Linked DNA regions of Homo sapiens: region 2 is linked to region 1. The links are chromatin contacts, found by Hi-C in ENCODE. All regions are on one chromosome and are shown on one strand. The core of a region is the stretch at or near the end of the contact, and the rest is flanking DNA. Distances in the headings are between cores, read along the strand shown.

Region 1 (6,724 bases), core at 3,063-5,562:
GAGACACAACCTCCCCGCCAGAGGGAAATGACCCATTACAATCCCCTGGGTGGTTTTCCAGGCCAAGCAGCTGGGGCCGCCTGTCTGGCCCAGGGTGGCCTGAATCTCTCGGTTCTGTCCTGGGAGAGGTGGGGATTTTTAAGCCTGACCTTTTAACTTTACCACAGGGCTGCTATCCAGCCTTCCTTCCTGTGACAGACTCTACGCCCATCTTCCAAAGCTCACAGAGCTGGCCGGAGAGTCCCAGGGCCCTCTTGTGAACTACGTCTTGGAAGGAGGTGGCTGTGTCTTCTCAGATACCATGTCCAGGCTTACATCTGAATGTTTTCGGTCCGACTTCAAGGGACGTAAATATCAGACCCCTGGAAGCACTCTGTGCATCCCTGTGACGGTGCTTTGCAGACTTTTGGCCTGTGTTTGACTTTCTGATGCGTTTTCATTTTCACTTTCGTTTTTCTGTATTTATTTATGGAGACATAAGGTCTTGCTCTGTTGCCCCAGGCTAGAGTGCCATGGTGACATTATATAGCTCACTGCAACCTCAACTTCCTGGCCTGAACCGATCCTCCCACCTCAGCCTCCTGAGCAGCTGGGACCACAGGTGCTCACCACCATGGCTGGCTAATTATTTATTTTTGTAGACATAGGGGTCTCACTATATTGCCCCGTCTTAGTTTTCATTTTTATTTTTTATTATTATTATTATTTGAGACAAAGTTTCACTCTGTTGCCCAGGCTGGAGTGCAGTGGTGCGATCTTGGCTCACTGCAACCTCCATCTCCCGGGTTCAAGTGATTCTCCTGCCTCAGCCTCCCGAGTAGCTGGGATTACAGGCGCGCACCACCACGCCCGGCTAATTTTTTGTATTTTTAGTAGAGATGGGGTTTCACCGTGTTAGCCAGGATGGTCTCGATATCTGGACCTTGTGATCTGCCTGTCTCGGCCTCCCAAAGTGCTGGGATTACAGGCATGAGCCACCACGCCCGGCGAGTTTTCATTTTTATTGATTATTATTATTATTTTTTGAGACGAAATCTCGCTCTGTCACCCAGATTGGAGTGCAGCGCTGTGATCTTGCCTCACTGCAACCTCCGCCTCCCGGGTTCAAACGATTGTCCTGCCTCGGCCTCTTGAATATCTGGAACTACAGGCGTGTGCCACCACATCCAGCTCATTTTTGTATTATTAGTAGACACAGGGTTTTACTGTGGTGGCCAGGCTGGTCTTGAACTCCTGACCTCAGGTGATCCACCCACCTCGGCCTCTCAAAGTGCTGGGATGACAGACGTGAGCCACCACGCCTGGCCTCATTTTTCTATTTGGAAATAAAGTCCTGTCTAGGTTTATGAGGAGTGGGACCACATCACTGAAGATACACGAGCAAGAACATGGATTTGCTTATCTCTGTTTTGGTCATGTCCTCCCGGGGGGCAGGGGTGGGGGTGGCAAACCTCCTCCCCTCCCTCCCCCACTTCGAACACAGAGTGAGTGTTGGTGACACTCAGCCAGGGACAGGACCCCGCTGCGAGCCAGGTTCCTCTTTCTACTGACTCTCTGGGGACCCTGTTTGCCTCCCGGCAACACGCTTTGCCGAAGAGCCCCTGTGCTGGCTGCCACGTGAGCCGCCCCTGTCCCTACTCTCAGCAGCCTTCCCCACCTGCAAACCCAGATCGAGGGCCTCCCATGCTGGGTTGGATGGTGGCCCCCAGAGATATGTCCGTGTCCTGAGCCCTGCTATTTGGGGAGGGGGTTTCATTTGGAAAAGAGGGTCTTTGCAGATTCATTCCGTTGTGGATCTTGAGAGAAAATAATCCTGCATTGTCTGGGTGGGCCTTAAATGCAATGACAGGTGTCCTTCTAAGAGACAGGAGAGGAGACACAGACACAGAGGAGAAGGCCACGTGGAGACGGAGACAGAGCCTGGAATGACGCGGCCACAAGCCCAGGGATGCCTGGAGCCCCCAGGAGCTGGGAGAGACAGGAAGGAGCCTCCGGAGGGAACTGGATCCAATTGTAATGGGTTGAACAGCGGATCCTGGAAAGATATGTCCATATCCTAGAGCCCAGAACCTGGAATGAGACCTTATTTGGAAATAAGAACTTTGCAGATTTAATGAGTTAAGGATCTCAAGATGAGATACTCCTGGATTAGGCTGGGCCCTAAATCCAATGACAGGTGCCCTGGTAAAAGACAGAAGAGGAGACGCAGACACAGAGGAGAAGGCCACGTGGAGACGGAGACAGAGCCTGGAATGACGCGGCCACAAGCCCAGGGATGCCTGGAGCCCCCAGGAGCTGGGAGAGACAGGAAGGACCCTCCCCTAGAGCTCCTTGAGGGAGCACGGACCTGAGACATTTTGATCTCAGACTTCTGGCCCCCGGAACTGTAAGAAAGTAAATTCCTGTTGTCGAACTCCCCAGTTTGTGGCATTTTTTGTGTCAGCCTCAGGGGACTCACAGAAATGGCTTTGTCTCTGCACCCCTAAAATAATTTTAATGTTACTACTGAACAAGTTTGAAAGATGCAGGCACTTTCTGACATGCCACGAGCTTTGTTACTTAAAATACAACTGCCAGCTGGGCGTAGTGGTTCACACCTGTCATCCCAGCACTTCGGGAGGCCAGGGCGAGCAGATCACCTGAGGTCAGGAGTTCGAGACCAGCCTGGCCAACGTGGTAAACCCCGTCTCTACTAAAAATACAAAAATTAGCCAGGTGTGGTGGCTCACACCTGTAATCCCAGCACTTTGGGAGGCCGAGGCGGGTGGATCATCTGAGGTCAGGAGTTCGAGAACAGCCTGGCCAATGTGGCAAAACCCCGTCTCTGCTAAAAATACAAAAATTAGCTGGGCATGGTGGCAGGCACCTGTAGTCCCAGCTAATCAGGAGGCTGAGGCAGGAGAATCACTTGAACCCGGGAGGCAGAGGTTGCAGTGAGCTGAGATCATGCCACTGTACTCCAGCCTGGGTGAGACTTAGTCTCAAACAAAACAAAAAACAAGAAAAACCAAACACAGCTGCTTTGTCGCTGTTCTGGAGGAACTGAATAGACTGTAATCATGTTGGTGTTTTACAGGCAATTATCCACTTAAATAACCTGTAAAGGAACTGTCTTTAAAGATTTGGGAATTCTGCTGGACGTGGTGGCTCACGCCTGTAATCCCAGCACTTTGGGAGGCCGAGGCGGGCGGATCATGAGGTCAGGAATTCGAGACCAGCCTGTCCAATATGATGAAACCCCGTCTCTACTAAAAATACAAAAATTAGCTGGGCGTAGTTGCAGGCGCCTGTAGTCCCAGCTACTCGGGAGGCTGAGGCAGGAGAATCGCTGGAACCCGGGAGGCGGAGGTTGCGGTGAGCCGAGATGGCGCCACTGCACTCCAGCCTGGGCAACAGACCAAGACTCTGTGTCAAAAAAAAAAAAAGATTTGGGAATTCCACATGCTTCTTTGCCCCCCTTGAAGCTTCTGTTTCAATCTTATTGCCTCCTGATGTGATGTAGACCTGGATTTGAAAGCCTTTTAGTGGTGACCCTGTCCACCTCATGACAGCAAAACAGTTCATGTGTTGAAATTTAAACATAGGTTTCACTTCCTGCTACCATAAGGATCCCACGTGCTGGAAACTTCCCTCTGTTGAAATGTTCTCTGTGGTCAAAACTGATCAGGCTGGGTGCAGTGGCTCATGCCTGTCATCCCAGCATTTTGGGAGTCTGAGGCAGGTGGATCACTTGAGGTTAGGAGTTTGAGACCAGCCTGGCCAACATGGTGAAATCCCATCTCTACTAAAAATACAAAATTAGGTCGGGTGTTGTGGCTCACGCCTGTAATCCCAGCACTTTGGGAGGCTGATGCGGGCGGATCACCTGAGGTCAGGAGTTCGAGGCCAGCCTGGCCAACATGCTGAAACCCTGTCTCTACTAATAATACAAAAATTAGCCGGGCATTGGCCAGGCGTGGTGGCTCACGCCTGTCATCCCAGCACTTTGGGAAGCCGAGGCGGGTGGATCACAAGGTCAGGAGATCGAGACCATCCTGGCTAACACGGTGAAACCCTGTCTCTACTAAAAAAAATACAAAAATAAATTAGCCGGGCGTGGTGGCAGGCGCCTGTAGTCCCAGCTACTTGGGAGGCTGAGGCAGGAGAATGGCGTGAACCCGGGAGGCAGAGGTTGCAGTGAGCCGAGATCGTACCACTGCACTCCAGCCTGGGTGACAGAGAGAGACTCTGTCTCAAAAAAAAAAAAAAAAGGAAGAAAATCTCATGCTCAACCTCAAATTGGAAACGTGAATCAGGGCGTCTCAGAGGACCTGAGCTGGGTTTCTGTGACTGACGTGGTACTCTGGCCACTTGCCCATCACAAAAACGGATGAGACTGTGGAAAGCAGATCTTTATCTTTCTGAGAAGGAAGCAACAGAGGGCCTCGTCACCGGCCTTTCCGTTGGCCTTGGCGTCTTAATGACCACAGATAGTGTCCATGGACTGAGTTTCCTCGTGGCCAGCAAGGACAGGGCTGAAAAATGGAACCACTCCACATGGAGGCACTGGATGAGTGTCTGCAGACAACTGAAGATGAAGCTAGGTGTCTCATCAACAATTTCAGAATATTATCCACTAGCTTCGGAAGATACAAAAAGCCTTCTGGGAGGCCGAGGCGGGTCGATCACCTGAGGTCAGGAGTTGGAGACCAGCCTGGCCAACATGGTGAAACTCCATCTCTACTCAAAATATAAAACTTAGCTGGGTGTGGTGGCGGGCGCCTGTCATCCCAGCTACTCGGGAGGCTGAGGCAGGAGAATCGCTTGAACCAGGGAGGCGGAGGTTGCAGTGAGCCGACATGGCGCCATTGCACTCCAGCTTGGGCGACAGAGCAAGACTGCGTCTCAAAAACAAACAAACAATAAAACACAAAAAACAAAAAACAAAAGAATCCAGGAGGAGGACTTGCAAGTAGAGTTTCCATTTCTACCCCTGTGTAAAATTCCTTGAGTATTGCATTTTTAAAAATCATTTCCCATTTCTAAACTTTGTAACAAAAGAATATCTTTTTTACATTGAACAAAGCATCTTAATTTCTTTCTTCTTTTTTTTTTTTTTTTTTTTTTTGACACAGAGTCACACTCCGTCACCCAGGCTGGAGTGCAGTGGCACAGTCTTGGCTCACTGCAAGCTCCGCCTCCCGGGTTCAAGTGATTCTCCTGCCTCAGCCTCCCTAGTAGCTGGGATTATAGGCACCCGCCACCACACCTGGCTAATTTTTGTATTTTTAGTAGAGACGGGGTTTTGCCATGTTGGCCAGGCTGGTCTCGAACTCCTGACCTTAGACGACCCGCCTGCCTGAGCCTCCCAAACTGCTGGGATGACGGGTGTGAGCCACCATGCCTGATGCTTAATTTCCTTCTTAAAACATGCTCCCCTGTGCCCTTCCCCTTCTAAGATGAGCCAGGAGGCTAATTGGGTAGACAAAAGAAGACAGAAGTTTGTGTCCTTCTAGACAGAACTGGTGTGGCCCACCAGGCTATAGATGGAGATGTCTCTTCTGAGAGAAGACTGCCTCTTTGTCCTTTCCATTGAGAAAATGCTTCCTTTTCAGCCCTGAGCTGGGGGTATCAGGAGTCCAGGAAAGAAAGAAGGCAGAGGAGAGAGAGAGGTGTTTGGATGTAAAGATGTATCTACCACGTTGACCAGAATCTTGACGACATCACCATGAGCTCCGTGACTCAGAGGGACCCTGGACATTTTGGACGTTTGTCACTTGCTGGCCACTTTCTTTCTTTCTTTTTTTTTTTTTGAGATGGAGTCTTGCTCTGTCGCCCAGGCTGGAGTGCAGTGGCGCAATCTTGGCTCACTACAACCTCTGCCTCCCTGGTTGAAGTGATTCTTCTGCCTCAGCCTCCCGAGTACCTGGGATTACAGGCACCCGCCACCACGCCCGGCTAATTTTTGTATTTTTAGTAGAGACGGGGTTTCACCGTGTTAGCCAGGATGGTCTCGATCTCCTGACCTCGTGATCCGCCCACCTAGGCCTCCCAAAGTGCTGGGATGACAGGCGTGAGCCACCGCGCCCGGCCACTTTCTGGCCATTTTCATTTCTGTAGGCAATGGACGGGTCCTAGGAGTCCATGGATTCAGGGGTCCTAGGAGCTGGCCACCAAGAATAACTCAGACCTGGTCAAGTCTCAAGGTATCAGGTCCCTGTTTGTTCAAATCGGAGTCCTCATGGGCCCCAAAGTTCCGTGGTCTACTGTTTCCAAAAGCCTCCCGAAGCCCTTGCGTACATGCAACACCCCCAGCTGCCTCTGAGCGAAGCAAGGAGGGTCTAAGTTCAGAGGCATGATCAGGGCAGGCGTCCTCACTTGCTCTCTCTGTGCGTGTCCAAGATGAAGTCCCCTAGATTTCACCGGACGAGATGAGACCTGACATTCCACATTGTCCTTGAACACCTGTCAGTCAGCACCCACTACTTCCTGAGTCCTGGAAATAGTCAACCTCATCTCTCGTTGGATGAGGAGTTGTCCCGGGAGACACGCCAGGACCCCACCCAAGCCTTCCTAGCTGAAAATCATCACTGAGCCAGAAAAGCTGTCGCTCATATCCCCGGTGACCGCCGACGGTGGTTCGGAGCTGGGGTAGCTCATGAGTCCCTGCAGTACTGGCGACATACCTGTTGTGTGGATTGCTAAACTGAGGCTCGGGGCCGTGACGGCACCCGGTCACAGCACC
Region 2 (6,436 bases), core at 1,769-4,268, 5.6 Mb after region 1:
GATAGTATCTGGGAGACCCAGGACACACTGAGGGAAGTAACGTGTACGCACAGAGAAGGCTATGTGTATCCAAGAGGCATGTAAGTCTTCATACTCCTATGTATGTTCACATGCTTACATGCACATAGGTATGCATGCTTGTCTGTAATTGCCTCGATGTGTTTTGAAAGTTGGCAAGGTATGAACTGCGACTAAAGGAGAGTTATGGGGCGGGCGCGGTGGCTCACGCCTATAATCCCAGCACTTTGGGAGGTCAAGGCAGGAGGACTGCCCGAGCTCAGTAGTTCAAGACCAGCCTGGGCAACATGGCAAAACCCCGTCTGTATTAAAAATACAAAAAACTAGCTGGGCATGGTGGCATGTGACTGTAATCCCAGCTACTCAGGAGGCTGGGGCAGGAGAATCACTTGAACCCAAGAGGCGGAGGTTGCAGTGAGCCAAGATCGTGCCACTGCACTCCAGCCTGGGCAACAAGAGCGAAATTATGTCTTCAAAAAAAAGAGAGTTAGGGCAGGTTTTAACTCCAAAATATCTGCTCCTCCCAGATAGGCATGCAGAGAGCTGCCTGCACCACACGGCAGGATTCGCTGTGTCACACATGGAGGAGGCCGGGAAGGTCTCTTGTGAGCCGCTGCAATGGTAGGGCCACCTGTGCTTTGTCTCCTGCATCTTTCTCACAGAAGGTGAATGGTCATCTGTGTAGACACAAGGCCTGGGCAGTCAATCATATCCACCACCTATATGCAAAATTCCTGAATGAACCAAGGGCAGAGTGCTGCTGTCTTGAGAAAAAGTTTTCCGTGTGGCCCTGTATCATGTTCCTTCAGCAGCATCCAAACTGCATCTCTTGACTGCACCTGCAGCATCGGCTAGGGCTCTTGCCGCCTTATACTCAGAGGACTGGGCTCACTGACTGCTTTGGCTGCCACGGTGTGGACTTTGCCTCTGTGCACGCTTCTCTCCTGGTCCCAGGGCTCACTGCACTTGCCTGGGGAACTCTCTGGCTCTTCCTCCTGGGATGGGGCTGAGGCTGGGCCCAGTCCACCCTGTGGACACTGGAGACCAGGAGAGGCTGGTTATTGTGGACTGGGCTCTTCCTTGGGCTTTTGGGTGGCCCCTGCCCTGCACTCCCCATCTTCCTTCCTCCCCCTGTGCACTGACCCCCTCTGTGGCCCTCTTCCCTGCAGAAGACCCCTGGCTTCTCCACCTCCTGATGGATACTCTGGTTTTGACTGCTAACAGCAACAAGAAGAGCCCTCCTCTGTTCTTTCTCTGCTTTTCTTGGCAAATCCACCCACAGCTGCATCTGCAGGTGCCATTTCATTTTCAGCACTATAATATTTTTCTCCTTGCTTTTCTACCACAAGCTGTATTTTTTTCATTTATTTTTTTGTTTGTAGACATGGGATGCCTTGCCCTGTGGCCCAGGCTGGTCTCAAACTGGTGGCCTCAAGTGATTCTCCAGCCTCGGTCTCCCAGTGTTGGGATTAAGGCATGAGCCTCTGCGCCTGGCCACAAGCTGTATTTTATTAAGTTTGCTGTAAAACACACCAAACAAACCTCAGAACCTCCACCGTTCTGGATACTGCAGACTGTGAAGGCCCAATCCCTGAATGGAGGGCTCAAAGCCCTTTAGGAGAGTACAAAAGACAGGACTCTTAGAAAAGTCTGGGCTGGTTTGTAGAAGTCGAAGTTCAAGTAACAACCTGAGTAACTCAAGGCTTCCTGGATTCCATCCTGCACTCGGTCTCCCTACAGAAGCTGCAGAACAGAAGGAAGGGCTGGCCCACCCTCCTCCTCAACAGCTGAGTGGTGAAAAGCCTCCTCTAAGGGAGGGTTACCCAGGCATGAGCGCTCCTTTTATTTTCTTCTTCTCTGTGAGGGGGAGAAAGAGCCAAGGCTCTCAGGGCAAGGAGATGGACGGATTGGCAGTGAGGCGGCACATTTTACTTCCTTGAGTGTTTGTTCTAGTAGTTGAGAGAGGAAGATTGACAAAAGGAAACTGCAGGCATCGAACAAGTGAGACACCACTGTCGGGTTTGAAAAGCCGAGTGAAGGAACAGAACAGAGGGCAGGCAGGACGATGGAGGTGCTCCGTGGAACTCTGACTAAGGCGAGTGTGCGAACAGGAAGAAAGGAGTGTGGACAAAGGCAGGAAAACAGCTGTATCCTCTAAAAATGCTTCCAACAGTGTTTATTTAAAGCTTAAAATGTCATGGAGCTTTTAATTTAAAAGACACAGAACTGTGGGATTATAAATCTGTAGGGGACTGTGCAGACAGACACTTTTCCTCACCATTTAGATAAAATAATCCTAAATCCGTGGAATAAGAAAGGATCTAAACAAGTAATTAAACTCCTCAGATCAAATGATAACTACAGCTGTTGATGATGGCACACTTAAAGGGACAGCGTTGTGAAAGGAAAAATGCTGAAATAAAATAAAGGAGCATAAAACACTTGCACTAGGGCCATCAGATGGATATTCTTCCCTGCTTACTAACAAGCTTGCAGCTTTAACATTGCTTCAGGGTCCTTTTTACCAGGAAAGGTCATATTGTTTTTAACATGCTAGGGCCACATACACTACTACCCTCCTTAGGAGAATTAGAAAATATCCCTTGTGACTGTGACCACTCCCCTCCTCCCAGCTGGAATCTGTGTGGCATGTTGAGAGCAGCTTCTGTAGTAGCTGCAAGGGCAGCATGGGGAGGGGGAGAGCCTGGCAGGGAGGTGGAAGCTCTGAAGAAGCTACAGGGTGCCCCAGGCTGGGGCCCAAAGACTGGCGGGTGTTTTCATCCTCAGAGGCAGCCTGAGTTCCCGGGGGCTTATGGGAGGCATTAAGGCTTAAATTAATTCAACTGTTATGGAAGCCCTGTGCCTGGAGGAAGTCTAGGCCGATGGCCTCTAAGTTTCTGTCTAAGGCGGAGACTGGGTAATTGCTGCAAATCAAGTAACATTTTATAACTGAAAATGTATCTTAAATGCTCACTAAGTCCGCCCCTGAGGCACAGTGGTTGATGTTTTACCCAACAAAGATATAAAAAGCGAGGGTTTCTCCCCAACTGCTCTCTCAGGGAGCTGTACCTGCTTACCATGCAAATGGGGACCTATCTTCAATTTTATAACTGTGAGTTGCGTTATTTACGGGGAAAACACCTTGAGCCAACTGTCATTAAGAAGCACATATGGTGATACGGTTTGGCTGTGTCCCCACCTAAATCTCATCTGTTACATGCAGCCCTGTGAAGAGACCACCAAACAGGCTTTGTGTGAGCAATAAAGCTTTTTAATCACCTGGGTACAGGCAGACTGAGTCCGAAAAAGGAGTCAGCAAAGGGAGATAGGGGTGCGGCAGTTTTATAGGATTTGGGTAGGTAGTGGAAAATTACAGTTAAAGGGGGTTGTTCTCTTGCGGGCAGGGGTGGGGGTCACAAGGTGCTCAGTGGGGGAGCTTCTGAGACTCATTGTCCAGGAGAAGGAGTGTCACAAGGTCAATCAGTTAGGGTGGGGCAGGAACAAATCACAATGGTGGAGTGTCATCCATTAAGGCAGGAAGTGGCTATTTTCACTTTGTGGTTTTTCAGTTGCTTCAGGCCATCTGGATGTATACGTGCAGGTCACAGGGGATATGATGGCTTAGCTTGGGCTCAGAGGCCTGACAATCTCGAACTGTAATCCCCAAGTGTGGAGGGAGGGAGGTGATTGGATCGTTGGGGTGGTTTCCCCCATGCTGTTCTCGTGATAGTGAGATCTGAAGGTTTTATAAGTGTTTGCAAGTGCCTCCTTTGCCCCTTTCTCCTGCTGCCTTGCCATCCCCTTCTGCCATGACTGTAAGTTTCCCGAGGCCTCCCCAGCCATGTGGAACTGTGGGTCAATTAAACCTCTTTCCTCTACAGAATACCCAGTCTCAGGGAAGTTCTTTATAGCAGTGTGAGAACAGAGTAACATTAATACACATGGGAAGGCCTGATTTTGCTCCTACCCTCATGTTCATACAAGACCTAGGGCTTTGGGGACCCAAGAGACCTGCAGAAAACTCCCAGCTCAGCTGCACGCCCTGGGACAAGTTTCTTAGCCTGTCTAACATACGATGTTTATTGGAGAAATGTATTTAATAGCCGCTGACCTGCAGAGCGGGGGTGGCCTTAAAGCTGGGGGTGGGGTGGGGCGGGGGGAGATGCTTTAGGTGTGGGAGGTGGCAGGCAGCCCAGGCAGTGAAGCCAGGTCCTCTAAAGCCTGGTGGTCTTTCGGGAAACCCCAACTCTGCAGCTTTCTAGCCGGAAACTCTGGAAGCTAGCAGCCTTGGGTAAAGCACCTATAAAATGAGGATCCTATTCATACTGCAGGTCTTATAAGCCTGCTGGACCTTGGCTTGCACACCTCTAAAATGGGATCCTAATGATGTAGTCATGCCACACACCTTCTAGGCGGTTGCGTCCATGGAGTGAAATAATCTGTGTTGTGCTCTGAGCGCTTGGCCCAGAATTACCTCTGAGCATCAACATATGGAATCATTAGGGAATGCTTTTGTTAACCGTGAGTTATAGGGAATTGACAAGATCTGCTGTCTCCCTTAACAGCAACGCTCCAGTAAGAGCAAACAGCTATTGAACTTGAGAAACTAAAGTGCCTCCTACCAAATATTTTGCTTAAAAAAAAAAAAAAGCAAACAAAACTATCAATTATTTGGAATTCACCAATACATCACACCTGCTAGGCACATTAAACCAGCTTCACAAACACTTCTTAATTGCCGGGGCTGCAGAGGAACAAACACAGCCTCTGTTCCCAATTCCATAACCCAAAAGCTTCTGAAAACACTGCAAAATCTGTACTGGGCTAGCATGAGGTGGTTTTAATGGTCCACATTTATCATACTTAGTGCGACTCTTCAAGCACTTCCCTATAGAAATACTAATGGATTTGATTACGGGTGCTGCCTGAGAACGTTCTGTGTCATGGAACATATGAATTCTAATACCTTTTAAAAATAACCTATATTTAAATACATCTGGCTCCATAGATTTTGGGTAACGGATTATGAACCCGAGTTTGTGACCGCTTACTTATGAAGTTACACTTTGTGCATCTTGCACAACTGAATCTACTTAATGCTTTTTTTCTCCAAAACTAATCTTGATGTATCTTGAGCATAATTTTTATTCCCAATTACAAAAAAGAGAAAAAACTTAAAGCCAGTGTTTTGTGTTAGATAGGCTAGTTCCTTAAAGACACAAAATAAACTACAAGAAAGGCTGATCTTGAGTTAGAATCAAATTGTCACAATCTGACAGTTATGAAGATGTTAGCTGACTGTGTGTGTGCACGTTTTAAGAGTTCAGCTTTTCTTTTTGAGACAAGGTCTCACCTGAGTATAGTAGGGTGATCACATCCCACTGCAGCCCTGACCCCCCGGGCTCAAGTGATCCTCCCGCCTCAGCCTCCCAAGTAGCTGGGGCTACAGGTGTGCGCCACCACACCAGGCTGATTTTTAATTTTTTTTGTAGAGACACGGTCTCCCTATGTTGCCCAGGCTAGTCTTGAACTCCTGGCCTGGAGTGATCCTCCCACTATGGACTCCCAAAGTGCTGGGATTACAGGTGTGAGCCACGGTGCCCAGCCAAGAGTTCAGCTTTTCACTGATCATGTTACAAAAGAGGTTTCTTCAAAAAGATTAAAGCCCGTGTCCTAAGTAGATCCCTCAGATGCTTCTTTCCTTGCTTGCACTTCCTTCTGCTCAGCTGGGGCAGCAGTGGAGGGGCAGGACTGCCTACAGGTACAGGTCCAGCAGCCCCCATGCTGCTGCAGAGGAGGTTCCCAATGTTGACTCTGGCTGGGGAAATGGTACAGGGGCAGAACTGCCTGTAGGTACAGGTCCACCAGCCCCCATGCTACCAAAAAGGCTCCCGATGTTGACACTGGCCAGGCCCTTGCAAACAGGTCAGGCCCAAAAGTTTCACCATTTACACTAGCTGCTTTAATGAGGGCGACGGTCTTATGTGATGGTCACCACACTGCACTGTAGAATGAGGGCCGAGTAGATGCAAGTGAGCTCAAACAAAGATGGAGGCCATGGTGTGGGCGAGTGCGGGGCTGGTGCCACCGGGCAGGGTGCTAGTCACCCAATGAGTGACAGCTTCACAAGGCCTTAGCTTCCTCGGAAGGGCTAAGCACCTTAATGGCAGCTGAGGAAAGAGGGTCAGCAGTGTTTTGAATGTGTGTAAAACCACATTTTAAAGTGAAGTTGCTTTAATTAAAAAACCCAACATCCAGTACATTTTGATAGAAGTGGTGGTGTCATTTTTCTGAACCATTTTGACAGTACATAGTAGCTAATCAGTAATTGTTCAATTTATTTAAAATGTACACCACTAGTATTGTTCATCTAAGATATTCTACTGCTTGTTTCCTAAACACCTTGATTCTCGAAATG

Evidence for each region. Hi-C counts contacts between places; a loop is a spot of excess contacts on that map. Pooled maps may share reads with other maps.
Region 2: a loop to region 1 is called in a map with no recorded cell type, with 9 times the contacts of the local background. The contact joins two enhancer-like sites. A Hi-C loop is called at or near these places in 3 of 37 single-sample maps with no recorded cell type and 1 of 50 pooled maps.

Annotation. Positions count from the first base shown.
Region 1 is chrX:1,500,904-1,507,627 of GRCh38, forward strand. All of the region lies in intron 1 of P2RY8 (P2Y receptor family member 8), which reads right to left. Among named protein-coding and RNA genes, the nearest start is that of P2RY8, 33 kb to the right of the region's middle. Within about 2 kb of position 4,313, at least 16 of the 41 ENCODE cell types and tissues checked have a DNase peak (open chromatin) inside an H3K27ac peak, as active enhancers do.
Region 2 is chrX:7,107,338-7,113,773 of GRCh38, forward strand. The region is part of intron 1 of PUDP (pseudouridine 5'-phosphatase); the gene reads right to left. Among named protein-coding and RNA genes, the nearest start is that of STS, 37 kb to the right of the region's middle. RefSeq lists enhancers at 1,845-1,914, 2,065-2,114, 3,385-3,434, 3,445-3,694. Within about 2 kb of position 3,019, at least 6 of the 41 ENCODE cell types and tissues checked have a DNase peak (open chromatin) inside an H3K27ac peak, as active enhancers do.